Regions from separate parts of the Homo sapiens genome. Here region 2 is linked to region 1. The links are chromatin loops, found by intact Hi-C in ENCODE. Cell type or tissue: IMR-90. All regions are shown on one strand. Links, peaks and the distances in the headings refer to the core of each region. The heading gives the core; the rest is flanking DNA.

Region 1 (8,340 bases), core at 13-8,012:
TAGTCCCATTTTTCTGAAAATATGTGAATATGATCATTTAAAGTAACTGTGATAATTTTATGACAACTTGGCTAGACTATGGTGCCCAGTTGTTTGGTCAAACACTAGCCCAGATGGTGTGGTGAAGGTATTTTGTAGGTGTGATTAATATCTACAATCCGTTAACTTTAAGGGAGGTTACCCTCAATAATGAGTGGCTGGGCCCCCTCCAATCTGTTCAAAGCCTTACAAGCAAAAACAGAGGTTTCTTAGAGGAGGAATTCTCCTCAAGACTGCAACATCGAAATTCTGCCTGGATTTCCAGGTTGCAGCCCACCCTACAGATTTCAAACTCAAGACCACATCATCAACTTTTACCTGAGTTTCCAGCTGCTGGCCTGCTCTATGGATTTCAGACTTACCAGCTCCCATAATCACATAAGCCAATTCCATAATATAAATTTCTTTCTCTCCCTCTTTCTCATCTCTACATATACACCCTCTTGATTCAGTTTCTCTGGCAACCCTAACTGATACAGTAACTAAAAAATTTAATCTTCATCTAACTGTCCTACTAGGGCCTAACTGCTACACAAGACTGAACCAGGACCAGAAAATAGTGACTATTTTGCTAAATACTATATTAACCATATTATTATTTTATGGTTTTAAAAAGTAGGAGCTCAATTTTAAAATGGGCAAAGGATTTGAAGAGACATTTCTGAAAAGAAAATATACTAATGGCCAGAGAGCACATAAAAACATGTTCAGCATCATTAGTCATTAGGGAAATGCAAATCAAAACCACAATGAGATACCACTTCACACCCACTAGGAGGGCAATTAAAAAAAAAAAAAAGAAAAATAGTAAGCGTTGGTGAGGATGTGGAGAAATTGGAACCTTTATACATTGCTAGCAGGAATATAAAAATGTTGCAGTCACTGCAGAAAACAGTTTGTCAGTTCTTAACAAAGTTAAACAGAATTCATAGGACTCCAAAATTCCACACCTATGTATATACTCAAGAGAATTCCACTTCAAGGTATATACCCAATGTTCATATAAAAGCTTGTATGAACAAATATTCATAGCAGCACTTCTAATAATAGCCAAGAAGGAACACAACCCAAATGTCCATCAACTGATAAATGGATAAGCAAAATGTGGTATATCTACACAACGGAATATTCCTCAGTTATAAAAAGGAATGGAACACTGATACATGCTACAACATGGATGAACCCTGACAACATTACACTAAATTTAAAAAGCAGACACAGAAGGGCATATATTATATGACTCCATTTATATGAGATGTCCAGAATATGCAAATTCACAGAGCCAGAAAGTAGATTAGTGGTTGCCAGGGCCTGGGAGAGTAAGACAGGAATAGGAGTGACTGCTAAGAGAGTATGCAGTTTCTTTTTTGGGATAATGAAAATGTTCTGGAATTAGCAGTAATGGTTGCACAACCTTGTGACTATACTAAGGACTACTGAATTGTACATTTTAAAATGGTAAATGTTATAGTAAGTGAATTATTTCTCAATAATAACAAATTTAAAAGCCTAAGTCCAGGACCAGGACCAATTATACCAGAATAGCTACACTGGAAGAAGACGGTATTAATATAGCCCTATTTTCAATTAAGGTTTCTTCAATTGTATATTCTCTCCAAGTTATACTTCTTAAGGGCACATACAGACACTACATTCCTAAAATTCTTTATTTGGGCATGTAGCTATGATTTCTCAGAAATAGCACAGGTAGTAGCTCCTCTATAATAATAGGAGTGAACAATTGTTGAGTATAATATTCCTGGCTCTGTTCTAAAATTTTTGCATGAATCATCTCATGAAATCCTCACAACCACATAAGATAGTGTGGCTATCAGTCTGGTGAATTCAATGATGTAAAAACAAAAAAAGTGAGTTATATAATGCAAATTATCTGAGAAACAGTGAGATATTAGCAACAAGATCTACTTGGCTGATGGATTGAAGCCACTGGGAACAAAAGGGCCTCGAGGGAACCTTTGCATAATATCTCTCAGTAGGAGGCTCTCCTGAAATTATTTCTAGAAGGGAGGTTCAGTCAGGGCTTGACAGGAAATCTGTGCTTCCTCTGGTCCTGTGAAGCTGTATTCCTCTGAGACAGGACCCTCTAGGGAACTCCTGCCTGGTCTGCTTCTCCCGAATGATGCATTCAGAGTTGGTGAGGCCCTACTTTTAGGACTCCTGTCTCTCACACATATAATTTTTTAAAACTTGCTCACAATTCTATTTTAACAATTTCTACGTTTTATATAACCTTGAAGGCCCAGGGACACAATTATTGCTGTTTGCCATAAAAACTGGAATGCTACAGGATTACATGAAGAGGGTAAGACTCTTGAACAGGCAGAGCCAGAAAACAGCTACAAATTTAAAGCTGAGGAGACCCATCACAATCCCAGAGCACACCCCTAATCTAATCCTCTTCCTGGGGTTATTTTATCTTTTACCAACTTCCCAACTATCCACTGCACTCCAGGGTTTTTGTTTTTGTTTTTGTTTTTGTTTTTTTTTTGGCTTTTTTAGACAGAGTCTTGCTCTGTCACCCTGGCTGGAGTACAGTGGTGTAATTTCAGCTCACTGCAACCTCTGCCTCCTGGGTTCATGCAACTTACCTGCCTCAGTCTCCTGAGTAGGTGAGATTACAGGTGTACATCACCACAGCTGGCTAATTTTTGTATTTTTAGTAGAGATAGAGTTTTGCCATGTTGGCCAGGCTGGTCTCAAAGTCTTAACCTCAAATGATCCACCCACCTCGGTCTCCCAAAGTCCTGGAATTACAGGCATTAGCCACCGCACCCGGCCTCAAGTTTTTTTTCTTTCCAAAAAACACTCCATTTTTCACACACTCTATAAGATAACTTAACTCTAGGCAATTTCTAGAAGAAACTCAAAGTTAATCTGGCTTGGGGTGCCCCAACCCACTGTCAGCTAAAAAAAGAGGTTCTGAAAAGAAAAATCTACTTACCTCATAGAATAGGCCAAAATAGGGAGAGATATCGGGCCTGAAAACATGGATAAGGGACAAGATTTCATCTTTGTAGCCCCAGAGCAATTCGTCAACTGTGTGAGTCACAAAGAGCTTCTGCTGATAGGCTTTCAACATGGCCTCGATGATCTCCCTGAGGAAGTGCACCTGGGACCACTCTATGACAGTCTGCGGAGCAGAGGTATATTAAGACAGCAGCATCCCCTCCAAAGCACCTCCATCCACTCTCTCCTACTACCCCATAGCAAAGGGGGTTGGAAATATAAATGTAAAGGTTGAGATTAAATAGCTGAAAAATCAGGCAGTGAGCTCCTTTCTGGCTGCATATGGAAGACAAAGCCTCTTCTCTGTCCTTTCCCAGTACTGCATTTTGTAAGTGTAATATTTACAAAGAGACCATTTGCAGGCTCTGAGTTATCCAGACACCACAAAAGGGGAAAAGCTCTTGTAAACATGTGGGCATCTTTGGCCACAAGGTGGCGCTACCTTCCGCCTAAGCAGGGCCAGAGGCTCATTATAAACCCGACCTACACCCCTGGGACTAGGTGGCAGGGACCTCATACTGTCTAGGTCCTGGGTCCATCATCAGTGTCCAGCTGCATATGGAGCGGTCACCTAGGGGTTAGGGTGGGAGAGTCGGCAGGGGTTGGTGTAGGTGAATTAGAATGTTTACTGGGCCAGCCCAGGAACAGTGGTTCACGCCTGGAGTCCCTGGCCGACACAGGAGGATCCCTGGAGCCCAGGAGGTAGAAGCTTCAGTGAGCTGTGATGGAGCCACTGACTGCACTCCAGCCTGGGCGACAGAGCAAGACCCTGTCTCAAAAAAAATTAATAATAAATAAATTAATTTAATTTAAAAAAAAAGAAAGTCTCATGGGTCTCAGTATAGAATAGATGTAGAATAGGTGTCGTTATTAGGTAGAATTACCATTATAAACAGAGCCCACTGAAATCACAGTAGGCTGCCAGTCTATTGATTTCTGGTGTCAATTTATGAATTTTGAGAGTATAAAATCCAACATAAAAATCTGAAGTAAGAAATGGTATACAAATTTCATTGCTAGAATTTCTGAATGAAAACAAGGGGCAAATAAACATTTTTAAAATTATTAGCTACCAAAAAATCCTAGGGGCATATTTATTTGCACAATTGCTAATCCTGAACACCCAGGAAGAAATTATGAAAACAAATCCTAAAATCTGAATTTTGTCATCATTTGAAAAGACCTTATTTGATACATCTTAGAAAAAAGTCCAAGATGTACTTTAAAGAAAAGAAAAGAAGTATTTTTCTTTTTATATATGTATATTTCAACATAACTTAATGGCTCCTAAATGTAAAATCATAAAGAGCATTAACTTAGCTTTTTCCTTTCTTCCAAAATCCAACTTAATGGTATTAAAATGCCTACTTACCAATACAGGAATATTTAATGTTCTAATTAAGTCAATTTTAGGGTCTCCAACAGATTGGTCTCGTTCAAAAACATAGGCCTTGTTGCTAACAGCAGATATTGTTGTTCCATTATCTCCAAATTGAATATTTGCTTTGTTTCTGAGTTCCCTAAAAGAAAGAAAAGGGTTTTATTTGAAAATAGACACCACTTTAATAAGCAAGACTTTTCCTTTCTTTCAGCATCCAAGTTATATTTTCAATATAACATTCCCAATATAACATTATATAGAGACTGCAGCTACTAAGCCTTAAAAAGCTGGAGATCGAAGCTATAATGTGGGAAGGAAACGAGGCCTAGGATAGAGTCTTCTCAAAAACTTTGTTTTCCTTCTTTTCTTCCCTGATTAGGGAGGTGCAATAGTTGAGGGTCACCTTGACCGGGAATCAAAGCCGATGAACTCTCTCCTGGGTTATGGTTTGGTCCTGAAGTATTTTCAAAATTTTCAGTTTGGTTCACAGATTTAGTTTGAATTTCAATTTGTTTACCAATGTCTTCTTGTTTCTACATTGAATTAAATTGAAATTTTATTTTAAAAAATAATGCCCAAGGCTTAGTAAATTACAGGAGTTCACTCCTGTTTCTTTTTTTGAGATAGGGTCTCGCTCTGTTGCCCAGGCTGGAGTGCAGTGGCATGACTACAGCTCACTGCAGCCTCAGCCTCCTGGGCTCAAACAATCCTCCCACCTCAGCCTCCCAAGTAGCTAGAAGTACAGAAGCATGCCACCACACCCAGCTAATTGTTTTATTTTTTTGTAGAGATGAGGTCTTACTATGCTACCCAGGCTGGTCTTGAACTCCTGGACTCAAGTGATCCTCCTGCCTCGACCTTCCAAAATGCTGGCATTACAGGCATGAGCTACCACACCCGGTCTCTGTTTCTGATATACAGCACAGTTTGGTTCAAGTTAGAGCCCCCAAATGAAGCATTAGAAAGTTCTTAGAAAGCGCCTGGTGCCAGGGCTGGGCCTAGAGTCAGTGTGAGTGATGTAAGAGGTGCCTAAACAAGTAGTAATCAAGATAAATAGTTTAATGCACTATTTATTAAAACCAAAATTTATGCCAAAAATTTATGATGAACAAAATTTTAAATAAAAACAGAATCTGATCTTTTGTTCATCAAATGCCTCACACTAGCCCTAGCCCTAGCCCTGCCTGGTACATAGTAGGTGTTCAATAAATTCCAGTGACTTTTGTTTCTTTCCCTTTGCTTATCTTTCCTTCTTCCTAAACCAGCTAGGGTTATTATGTCTGACATGGTAGCCACTAGTCACATGTGACTACTGAGTACTTAAACTGTGGCTAACTGGAATTGAGATTTGCTGTAAGTGTAAAATATATACAGAATTTCAAAAACAGTGCCAACCTTTTTTTATATTGATTATATATTGAAATGATGCTATTTCAGTTATAATGGGTAAAATTAAAATATATTATCAAAATTAATTTTACCTGCTTCCTTCTACTTTTTAAAAAATGTGGCTACTAGAAAATCTTAAAATCTTAAATTACACATGTGGTTCATGTAATATTTCTATTGAACAGAGCTAATTTAAGAGCACAGGTTAGGAAGGCATTGGCCAGCTGGGCTACCCACACCTCCTCTGAGGCCTTTCCCAACCATAGCAGCACAGGGATTTTTCTCACCCACCTGTGGATGTCCGTACATGTCTTTAGCATTCAATTAGAAACTTCTGAGTGACATCATTTAGATTGTGAAATTATCATGTAGCCTCAGGTAGACTGCAAGCAAGCTGAAGGCTGAAACTGGTACGTAAAAATGCGCCTCGGTGATGATGGAGTTATGTCCCAGTAAACCCATCATAAGTTGAAAACATCGTAAGTTGAAAGTTTGTTTTTGATTCAACAACTTAGTATCTTTCCAATTTACAATGGGTTTATCTGGATGTAACTCTATCGTCATTGGAGGGGCATGCCAAATACATCACTTTCACACAATCGCGAAGTCAAAACATCATTCAAGTTGAACCATCATAAGTCAAGGACTGTCTGTATATTGTATCTCTTTATACCTCTTAAATCCCTTCTAGACTTTAAAATAAAAACAGATGAGAAAATAAATGCATTCATATAGATGCATACAAATAGATGAGTCTTTGTATCTTCTCCAGTAGAAAAAACAAACCATTTTTTTCTGTGCTCTCATACTGTAACAACTTACACAGAAGACTTCTAAGACTTCTGAGACTTCTGGTCACCAAGAAGTGTGTGGCGTTTTCTCTGCACCAATAATTCTGCAGTGTCCTCCAATTCAATTCAATTCTGATACTTTCTACTTGGACATAGCATCAGATTCTACAGGTTGAGACTGCCTTCCACCTCCTATGCCAATCAAAAGCCCCAGGCTGTTTTACCTGTGCTTCTGAACTAATGGCTATAAATTGGGGTTCCCATCCCCCTGTGCTTGGGCTCAATTAATTTGCTAGAACAGCCCAGAGTACTCAGGGAAACACTTACATTTTATTATAAAGGATATTACAAAGTATACAGATGAAGAGATGCACTGGGCAAGGTGTAGGGGAAGGAGCTCAGAACTTCCATGCCCTCTGCAGGCTCGCTACTCTCCAGGAACCTCCCCATGTTTGGTTCTCTGGAAACTCTCCAAATTCAGTCCTTTTGGTTTTTTATGGAAGCTACATTACATAGGCATGATTGATTAAATCACTGGCCATTTGTGATCAACCCAACTTTCAGCCCCTCTCCCCTCCTGGGAGGTTGGGGGGTGGGGCTGAAAGTCCCAACCCTCTAATCCTGTCCTCTTCTTTCAGGACCAGCTCCCATCCAGGAGCCATAGAGGCTGCCAGTCATCAGTCAATTCACTAGCATACAAAAAGACACTTATCACTTAAGCGATTCCAAGGATCTTAGGAGCTGTATGCCAGGAAATGGAGGAAGACTAAATATATATTTCATCATATCACATGTCTATATCCTATACTCTGTCAAGTGTATAGAAGGAAGCATACTTCCTATCACATATACACATATCACACATCATATCACACTAAGCACCAAGCTATGCCCACTAATCCTATAAATAGCTGACCCTTGCATAGCTCTTCAAAGAGTTTAACCCACATTATTTTATTTTATTTAATCCTTACAAGTATGTAGTACAAATACAGCATGTAGTATTGCCCCACTTCACAGCTGGGGACACAGAGCACAGGCAGAAGAGTGAGAACTTGATCCCAAGTCTTTCTCATTAGCACAAGGTGCTCCTCTCTCTGTATGAGACAACCTCTCCTAACAGGTACCTAAGAAACGCCTGTAGGATGAAACCAGCTAATGCCTCTAACAAATGCCTCTAACCAAAGCCAAATCTAATGATAAATTACATGCCCTTCCAGTTTACAAAGAATATATTTAAAAATTTGATAGACACTTCCGTGTTAAACCACTTACACAGCTTGAAGTTCAGTGTTTGCAGTGGACTTTTCATTTGTTAGACAACCATTCCGCTTTCTGCTGGTAATAGCCCTGATTTGCTTTCCTCTCTTGTATTGTACAGCTGTGTAAGACCATCAGTCAAGGTTGCTATGGGACCTGAGCTCAACCAATTCCTTTCCTCTGGCCTCTGAATCCTGAGCACAGTGCCTCAAGATAGAAAACACAGTAAAAGAACCAGGCGTGGTGACATGTACCTGTAGTGTCAGCTACTTGGGAGGCTAAGGTGGGAGGATGGCTTGAGCCCAGGAGTTTGACGTTACAGTGAGCTATGATCATGCCACTGCATTCCAGCATGAGCAACAGAGCAAGACTTTGTCTCTACCAAAAAAAAAAAAAATTTTAATTTAAAAACAAGAAAACTCAGTAAAAGACAGGATTCCTCCCAGTGGCAGA
Region 2 (8,340 bases), core at 201-8,200, 580 kb after region 1:
GTGAGTGAGCAGACTGGGCAGCTTTCCCCCACTAACAGGAGAGTGTCATGCCCCAGGTGGCCCAGGTCCTTCTGCTGGCCACAGAAGAACCCTGGCATGGAGATGTTTCTATACAGCTCAGCTCAGGACACTGTTGATCTGTTTGCCTCAGGAGGTAGTTGGACCAGTGTCATTGGGTACTGAGGAGTCAGGGTGGCAGAAATGAAAGCTGGGACCCAAGGGGCACATTTCACTTCTGGGGACAGGATAGGCTTAGGCGGTCCAAGTAAATCCCTCCTCCCTGGATGAGTTCTGAATCAGTTAGGAAATAAGACAAAAGAGGAGGGCATATAGAAGACAAAAACATCACTTTTATTACTGACAGAGCTAACATTAAAGAATATGGCTTCAGATTGTAAGTGGGTCTCTTGATACTGAACCCCCAAGTTAAACAGCTTTACCTACCTCATCAAAGGTCATGTTAGACACACAAATACACATAGATATTAATATATACAGCCTTGAGGCAGCCTCAGTCTCAAAAGAGAAGAGAGACTGGGATGTGAATGCTCAGCTTCTCTTTCCAAAATCACTCCATGTCCATAGGGAGGAATAAAGAGTAGGGCTCAAGGTCAGTAATGTTTAGGGAAAACCTCTTGGAAGCTAGGAGAATGAGAAAGAAGCATTCCCCAACACATAGTCCCTAGAACAAGTAATCTCTCAAAACACCAAAAAAACACATTGCCTGACAGCACCTTTTGAGTGGCTTTCTTTAAACACCACAAGAGTGACTTACTACCACTACCCCTGTTAACCTAGACCTTTCAGAAATCTCTGGAATCTAACAGCAACATTCACCAGAACTGAATTCCTAGTCCATCTTCCTCAGGAGATGACAACCTCCTGACCAGCTGCTGGGCTCAGGAGCCCCTTTAGAGTGCTGTTGTTTTCTAAAGAAGGGGTTGATCTCAAATGTGACTATCTCACCCTACTCCTATGTATATATCTATGTATGTTTGTGTGTCTAGCATGACCTGTGACTAGGTAGGTAAATGTTTTTAGTTTCGGGGTTCAGTATCAGGAGACCCACTTATAATCAGAAGCCATATTCTTTAACATTAGCTCTGTCAGTAACATGTGGAAGATGTGGAAAGCTACAGCCCTGATGTGGAAAGCTTCTCCCTCAGTCTTTCTCCACCCTCTTATCATCACCCTTCTCTTATCACTCTCTCTTTCTCTCTCTCTCTTTTTTTTTTTTTTTTAAATATCCCTGGCAGCTTCAACAAACTTTCTAAAGTGACAATTGCAAGGGAAAGGCACATGCCTGGTGCAGCCCATGTGGTAGGTAGTCAGACACTGGCTTCCAGACTCCAAACTTCTATCAAGGGTTCAGAGGCTGAGTCCACACCACCCTCCTTCATGAGCGTTCACGCCCAACTTGCTGGGTCTCTTGGTGGGCAGCCAGCACCCATCCAGACTCAAAGCCTCAGCCATGATCCAGTCAGTGGAACTCAGGGTTTAGAAAAGAAAGTCAGTCCTGATCCTCAGAAGAGTTCAGAAGACATCAGAACAGAGGCTTTGGCCAAGGAAATTGTCCACCAAGACAAATCTCTAGCAGACATTTTGGATCCAGACTCCAGGCTGAAGACAACAATGGACCTGATGGAAGGTTTGTTTCCCCGAGATGTGAACTTGCTGAAGGAAAACAGTGTAAAGAGGAAGGCCATACAGAGAACTGTCAGCTCTTCAGGATGTGAAGGCAAGAGGTAAGTCCCTGGTGATGTCCTCAGAGAGACTTACAATCACACTCCTTCCATGGGGATGATGATAAGTCTAGGACTAGTTGCCTGATGTTCTCCTACTGCCACAGCTCCTGAACCAAGAGTGACATTTTATCTCAGTCTTGGAGGAATGGCTCTGGCAGTGAGGATGTGGGACAGATATGCAACAACAAAGAAAGTAATAGTAATAATTATAATAATTGCCATTAGTACCCATTGTTAACGTTGTGTGTCAAACATTGTATTAATTTATTTATATCAACATTATTTAATTTTCACAAGAACTTTCTGAGGTGGCTACCAATTTTACCTCCATTTACAAATGAGGAAACTGAAGTACAGAGGAATTAAGACCATGCTCACCAAGGTCATTGAACATGTGAGTGATGGCACCTGGATTTGATCACAGCCCCATGACTGTGCCTGTCTCCAGCAATTACACAGTGCCCCCAGCTCAGCAAAGGTGTACTTGCCGGTTCTGTATCAGAGCTGCTCTGGCAGAGAGGCCCTCAGAGCTCGGTGCTGGGAAAGGAGCAAGTGGAAGTGGTGAGCGTGGCCAACGTCTTGCCAAGACTGAGAGGGGAAGGGCTTTGTAAGGAGGAGAGCCTAGAGAAATAGATTCGTGTACTACACTGACCCTTACCTCTGAGGCATTAAGGTGGGTGTTGGCGCAAATCCTGAAAATCAGGAAAGGTCTGAGTAGGAGCGCACTGTCTGGTTTGGCCCAGTCCGTGAGCCTCTGCTTCTGAAGCTCCTTGAGCCAGCCATGTAACACGTGTCCCAGTGTGCAGTCTGTGCTTTTCATTTCTCCTGGGTTACTGCAGTATTTTCTTGCATGTTTTATTTCCTTAAAAGACTACTATGAGAAAGACTGAGTAGCTTTCATTTTCTCTTAAATTTTCAGTGAAATCTTTGTGGATTGACAGTCTGGGACTCAGCAGTTAGTGGCTTCCAGACTAAATAAAAACAGAACATTTTATCCAAATTTGGGATTGCATTTTAAAAATTTCCAACTGATCCTAACTAAATTACTAACAGGAACACCACGTTTCATTTTATGGGGGAGAGAGAAAGGAAAGAGCTATGTGATACTTACAAGCTATTTGTCACATTGTCAGAGGCTCTTCTGATTCAAGGCCTTAACTGTCACCTTGTCCATTTCACTGCTTTTATTTTCAGATTTGGGAAACAGACTAATTGAGGTGAAGTGATTTATCCAGGGTCATGTCTTTAGCAAACACATACTGAGCACCTACAATGTGCAAGGCAATCCACTGGGTACTATGGGGACCCCAAAGATAAGATTTTTGTAGGTGTGCCAGTCAGTTCACCATGGGTGGTTGCAGTATGGTCATTCTGTTCTCTGACCACTGGCTGAAGGACCAAAGTAACATCCTTAGCAAAGTATTTCCTAGCATTACCACTGGAAATATATGTTTGCTCCGTCAGTTTAGAAGCAGAATGGTCATGGAGCTTTTGCAGCACTGAGACCTTCCTGGGGATTTAAAAAAAAAAAAAAAAAGGCATGCGCCATCTCCTGGTGGAAATAAGCATTGTCCTGTTGGGCATGAGATGGCCAGTAGCCATTGTGAGGGTTGGTCAGATGCCAGAGAATCCCATTTGTAATGCGGTGGACATATCTGAAAACAAAAACAAACAAAAATGTATCAGAAAATCTTTTCCCTGTCTTTCAATTAACTGGATTAAATGTGGTCATTGTTGCTTACTGGGACAGTTATCAAGCAGGAAACTAGTAAAGATGATTTTTTGTGTGTGTGGTTCCTAATTTCATAGTAAAATGATGGGCTAGATGTTAAATAATATCACAAGATTAAATAAAGTTCCTCTCCAAGAGAATCGTACTTCCATAGAGTCATTTATTCAGTGGGTAGGATATGAATTATAGGCTGAAAGGCAACTCAAATGTGGTAAAACAGAGAACTACTAGATAGCAGGTTTCTCAATTCTGAGTTTTTTCTTCAGCCTTAAAACATCCCTATTATATTATCAATGAGTAGATTTTATATCTTGTATTAGTTCACTGCGGACCAGCAAACTGCAGATTTCCCAGGATTATATGGGATAGCAGGCACACTTGAGAAGGAAAAATTTTGTGTGTTCAAGCAACAGTGCATAGTAGGCACTAGAAAGATTACATGTAACCAAAGGAGTATAGGAAATAATTGACCTAAAACCTGAGGTTTGTGCAGCACCTTGAAAATACTTTCACATTGATTGAGTCATGGTTCCACACTGCCTTTCTCTGAAATAAGGAGTCAGTGTCGTTCTTATATGAATCACAAAAGCAGAGAGGTTAAATGTCTTCTCCAGAGTCAGCTGGCGAGGCCATAGCCTTGACTCCCACTGTCATCCCTAATGCTGCTTTTGGTGGTTTTCCATCCCAAGTTTGCCTGGCTTCAACAGCCCTGTACATAGTAATCACTCATTAGTTAACAGTTACTAGTTTATCCTAATTTCTGGGAAAGAAATTAAATAGAATTGTTACGCACTTCTGAATGGACTGACATCTGCAGTGAAACAAAGCCTCTGGCGTGATCTGTGTGGCTATACTTTGTGCTCTTTTTGGCCCAGGAATGAAGACAAGGAAGCAGTGAGCATGTTGGTTAACTGCCCTGCCTACTACAGTGTGTCTGCTCCCAAGGCTGAGCTACTGAACAAAATCAAAGAGATGCCAGCAGAAGTGAATGAGGAAGAGGAACAGGCAGATGTCAATGAAAAGAAGGTAAATAAAGAATGGGATGCCCTTGTTCAGCTTTCCTCAGAAAAATTGACAAGGTCCATGTAATCAGCGTGGTGACTGGGCCTCTTGAGGCAGGTGGGGAAAGGACCTGTCACATCACCAGATTGCACCAAAATCATTAGACTTTGGATTTACATGGCACTTTAACTAATTTCCTCTTAGCTTTTCTGTGAGTAGGCAGGGCAGGTAAGCTACTGTACTTTTCGTTTTTACAAATAACAGAAGTGAAGCTTAGAGGGATTATTAGAAGTCTCATAGCCAGGACTTGAACCCAAGTCCCTAGCCTCCTAATCCAGCACCAGGACCCCGACACTGTTCTCAGCTGCTGGTTGGCCAGTGCCAACGGTGTGTGTAATTTTCTTGTTTCATAGTCAAAAGGAAAATTTTAAAATCTAGAAACTTTTTTTAGGGAAGGAGGCCAATTGTTAAATGACACTTCTGAGAAAAAGTAATATTAACCTTTATATCTTCCCCAGCCCTTTTTGAGGGACTTCAGCGAATAGCTTGAAAGTGCAGTGCTGGAATCTAGTTGTTAGCATTTGATACTCCTACAGAGATTTCAAATGTTAAGACACTTAAAAAATGACCGTGATGCTGCTGCTGTCTTCCCACATGCCATGGAGATCTAAACTGGGCTGTGTCTGCAGGGGAGAAAGTTCTCGCCTTCCACTTTCTCTATAGCACCAGAGGGGCTGCCTTCTGCTGTGCTTGCAGCTCTCTATGCAGCTCAGGCATGTGTGCTGCAAAGGAAAGCTTGCTTGCTTCTTGCTGAGCCTGGAAGGTAAGTGGTTTTCAGTGATCCTGATTCCAGGAGAAACTTTCTAGGGTGATTTTATTTCATTTGATCTACAATGTGTCCCAAGCTGTCTTGTCTGTTGGAATGAAACCACAGGATATAGACCCTAGGAGCAGAGGGTAACTGGACAGGAGGGATCTTTGCAGCACCTCTGGGTCATGGCTAACATGCTGATGCAACCATTGTAGTAGCAAGCTCCCTGCTAGCCCAAAGTTTTCCTATTTACATACTTGTCATTGTATACCCCTGATATATATACCTACCCCAGCACTGCTGAGCACTTCATTTAACGGGTCCCCTGATTGCAAATAAGACCACTTGGCTTTTGGTCTGTCTATATTTATCCCAAAGAGAGAGCTATGTATACACCCTTACATGTATCACGTTGCCATGGCATCTTTAACTGAACGTTTTACACAATTTTTTTGTTATTTTGTTTTCTGCCTTTGGGCATACCTGCTTTACAGTTGCAGTGTGGCAAATACTCATTGCTTTTCCTCCCTATCTTAATTTTTAAGTGTTTTTTTTTCTAAGTTTTATTTTAGAATCGGGGCATAGGCAGGTTTGTTACAAAGGTATATTGCATGATCCTGAGGCTTGCTGTATGATTGTATGCATCAACCAGGTAGCGAGCATAGTACCCAATAGGTAGTTTTTTAACCTTTGTCCCCTTTCCTTCCAACCCTCTTTTATTCCCCAGTGTCTGCTGGTCCCATATTTATGTCCATGTGTACCCAATTAACTGTTTTCCCATCACTTTCAATTATCACCCTCTCACTCGAAGCATTATGTGGCAAAAAGTATTTTTAGACTGAGAATATGAAGAAATAGAGAATTCATCCATCCTCACGGGAAACAACATTAGGTAGTATGTATTTCATTCCAAGTGTGGGCTATGTATTTGATTTTCTTTTCAACACAATGCTGTACTATCTTACTTGCACAAAACTCCTCTGACACTTGTACTACCACATTTTATGCTAATCAGAATTAGAGAATTTAAGGGCTGGGGTCACACAGTTAATAGATGCTAAAGTCAGATTTAACCTTATGTCTTTCTGACCCCAAAGCCTGCTAAAAATTGCTCCCAGGTCAGCTGCCTTTAAACCTTGCTGCCCTGGGAACTGAGCTAAACTGGAGGTTCTCTGGGTATAACTAACCAGAGCTAGAGTTTGAGATTAAAACCAGTTAAAACCCATTTTAAACCAAAAATATGAGAACAGCAGTGTCCGTGACTTGAGGACTGAGGAGTTTCGAGTCATTTGGAGTGCCTTTTGGGGGAGTCACGGGCTTAGGAAGACAAAACCCCACTCAGGGTGGAAGAGATCTTAGGGAGAGGAAATGTCACAGCCACATAACCAGGGCCTGGCACCTAGCACGTGCTCAATAAACATTTGTTTCATGAAGTTATAAAGTGCAAAACTCCCAAGTTGGAGTTTACCGTTTAACTGAAGAAAAATATCCAGAAGCCCACTGTGGAAAGGTTATAGGATTCGAGTCTATGGCCTTGCTATCCTCAACACATTTGATCTCAGAAGCTGACCAGGGTCAGGCCTGGTTAGTACTTGGATGGGAGATCATGGTATTAGAATTCAGAAGAAAAAAAAATCTGGAAGTTAAGCAACTAGTTTGTCCTTTCTTGACCCTTTTTTCTTAATAAAATGGAAGTGGTAATGATCTCTCACATAATAGTTGTGGGGTCAAATTAACTGACATATATGAATGTGCTTTTTGAGCTGCAGGGTGTAAGAGCATATAATATCTTAACAGAGAAGTGTTTAAGGCAATGTCATGTAAGTATGCAAATGTTGATGGCATCTGGTATCTTTCATGTTAAGATGTTCAGTGAGAAGGTGCCTTATTGCCAACAAGGCTAGGCACTTTCCTAAATCAGACTCTTACGAGGAAAAACAGCTCACATTTGTTTTCTCTCTTCACTGTGGAAAATGTTGCCCACAGCACCAGGGGGATGATACCCACTTGCCCTGTGGGCTTATCTGGCTCTTCAGGGATAAAGAAAGATGAGAAAAGGCCATTTAGTTAATGAGGCCTCCACATCCAGTTAGAATTTCCTTCGGTTCCTTCTTCCCTCAATCCTTTCTTCTAAGGCTGTAAGTGGCCTGAGGGTTTGCATCACTTTGTGAGTGTAAAATGTTAGGCTCATAAATGCTTAGTGAGAACACACCTTCTCTGTTTCAGACACTGTGCTCTGCCTTGGGCATACAAACATGAATAAGACACTGTGTCTGCTTTCCTGGAACTTTAGACTGGCAAGAGAGGTGGATTATTTTAGCACTACATTATTGGTCTTCTGATAGACACATGGACTCTACTGGGGGAGCCCAAAGGAGCAGTTCCTGACTCAAGAGAGTAGAGTCAGATTTTACCTCCTCCAGGAAGATAAAACCTGAGATCAGCATTGAAGAATGTATCGGTAGGAGTCAGGAGCATTCGAGACAAAAGGAAAAGCATAAGGAGAAACCAAAAGATAAGAAAAAGCATGGAATGTGTATGATAAAGAAGGGTGCTTCAAGTAGTTTGATATTTTGGAATGTAACAAAGGCTCATGATTAAATAAAAAATCACCAAGCTTAAGCCAGGCACAGTGGCTCACACCTGTAATCCCAGCACTTTGGGAGGCCAAGGCAGGAGGATTGCTGGAGCCCAGGAGTTCGAGACCAGCCTGAGCAATATAGTGAAACCCTATCTCTACCAAAAATATAAAAAATTAGCCAGGTGTGTTGGCGCACAACTGTAATCCCAGCTACTCGGAAGGCTGAGGCAGGAAAATTGCTTGAACCCAGGAGGCAGAGGTTGCAGTGAGCTGAGATCGTGCCACTGCACTCCAGACTGGGCGACAGAGCGAGACTCCATCTCAAAAAAAAAAAAATTAAAAAACTAAAAAATTAGCTGAGCATGGTGGCACACACCTGTGGTCTGAGCTACTTGGGAGGCTGAGGTGGGAGGATCGCTTGAGCCCGACAGGCAGAGGCTGCAGTGAACCAAGATCGTGCCACTCCAAT

The links. Peaks named below come from ENCODE experiments on the same cell type or tissue, not always from the same donor. Only the 100,000 strongest peaks of a DNase experiment are listed, where the experiment ranks them.
Region 2: it touches region 1 in a loop (4-fold over the local background); 7 of 110 quality-filtered maps call a loop at or near these places.

The regions. Positions count from the first base shown.
Region 1 is chr4:76,176,516-76,184,855 of GRCh38, forward strand. SCARB2 (scavenger receptor class B member 2) reads right to left here. Exons shown (of 12, transcript NM_005506.4): 3 at 4,439-4,586; 4 at 3,002-3,190; 5 at 1-13. Among named protein-coding and RNA genes, the nearest start is that of NUP54, 32 kb to the left of the region's middle. RefSeq lists a silencer at 3,553-3,612. In IMR-90, for the core only: a CTCF peak has its summit at 3,503 (motif pointing right); a DNase peak (open chromatin) is centred at 3,496.
Region 2 is chr4:76,755,193-76,763,532 of GRCh38, forward strand. SHROOM3 (shroom family member 3) reads left to right here. Exons shown (of 11, transcript NM_020859.4): 8 at 1,257-1,745; 9 at 4,353-4,503. All of the region lies in intron 1 of SHROOM3-AS1 (SHROOM3 antisense RNA 1), which reads right to left. Among named protein-coding and RNA genes, the nearest start is that of SHROOM3-AS1, 43 kb to the right of the region's middle. RefSeq lists a silencer at 3,872-3,941. In IMR-90, for the core only: a CTCF peak has its summit at 3,312 (motif pointing left); a DNase peak (open chromatin) is centred at 3,299; H3K27ac peaks cover 3,493 bases.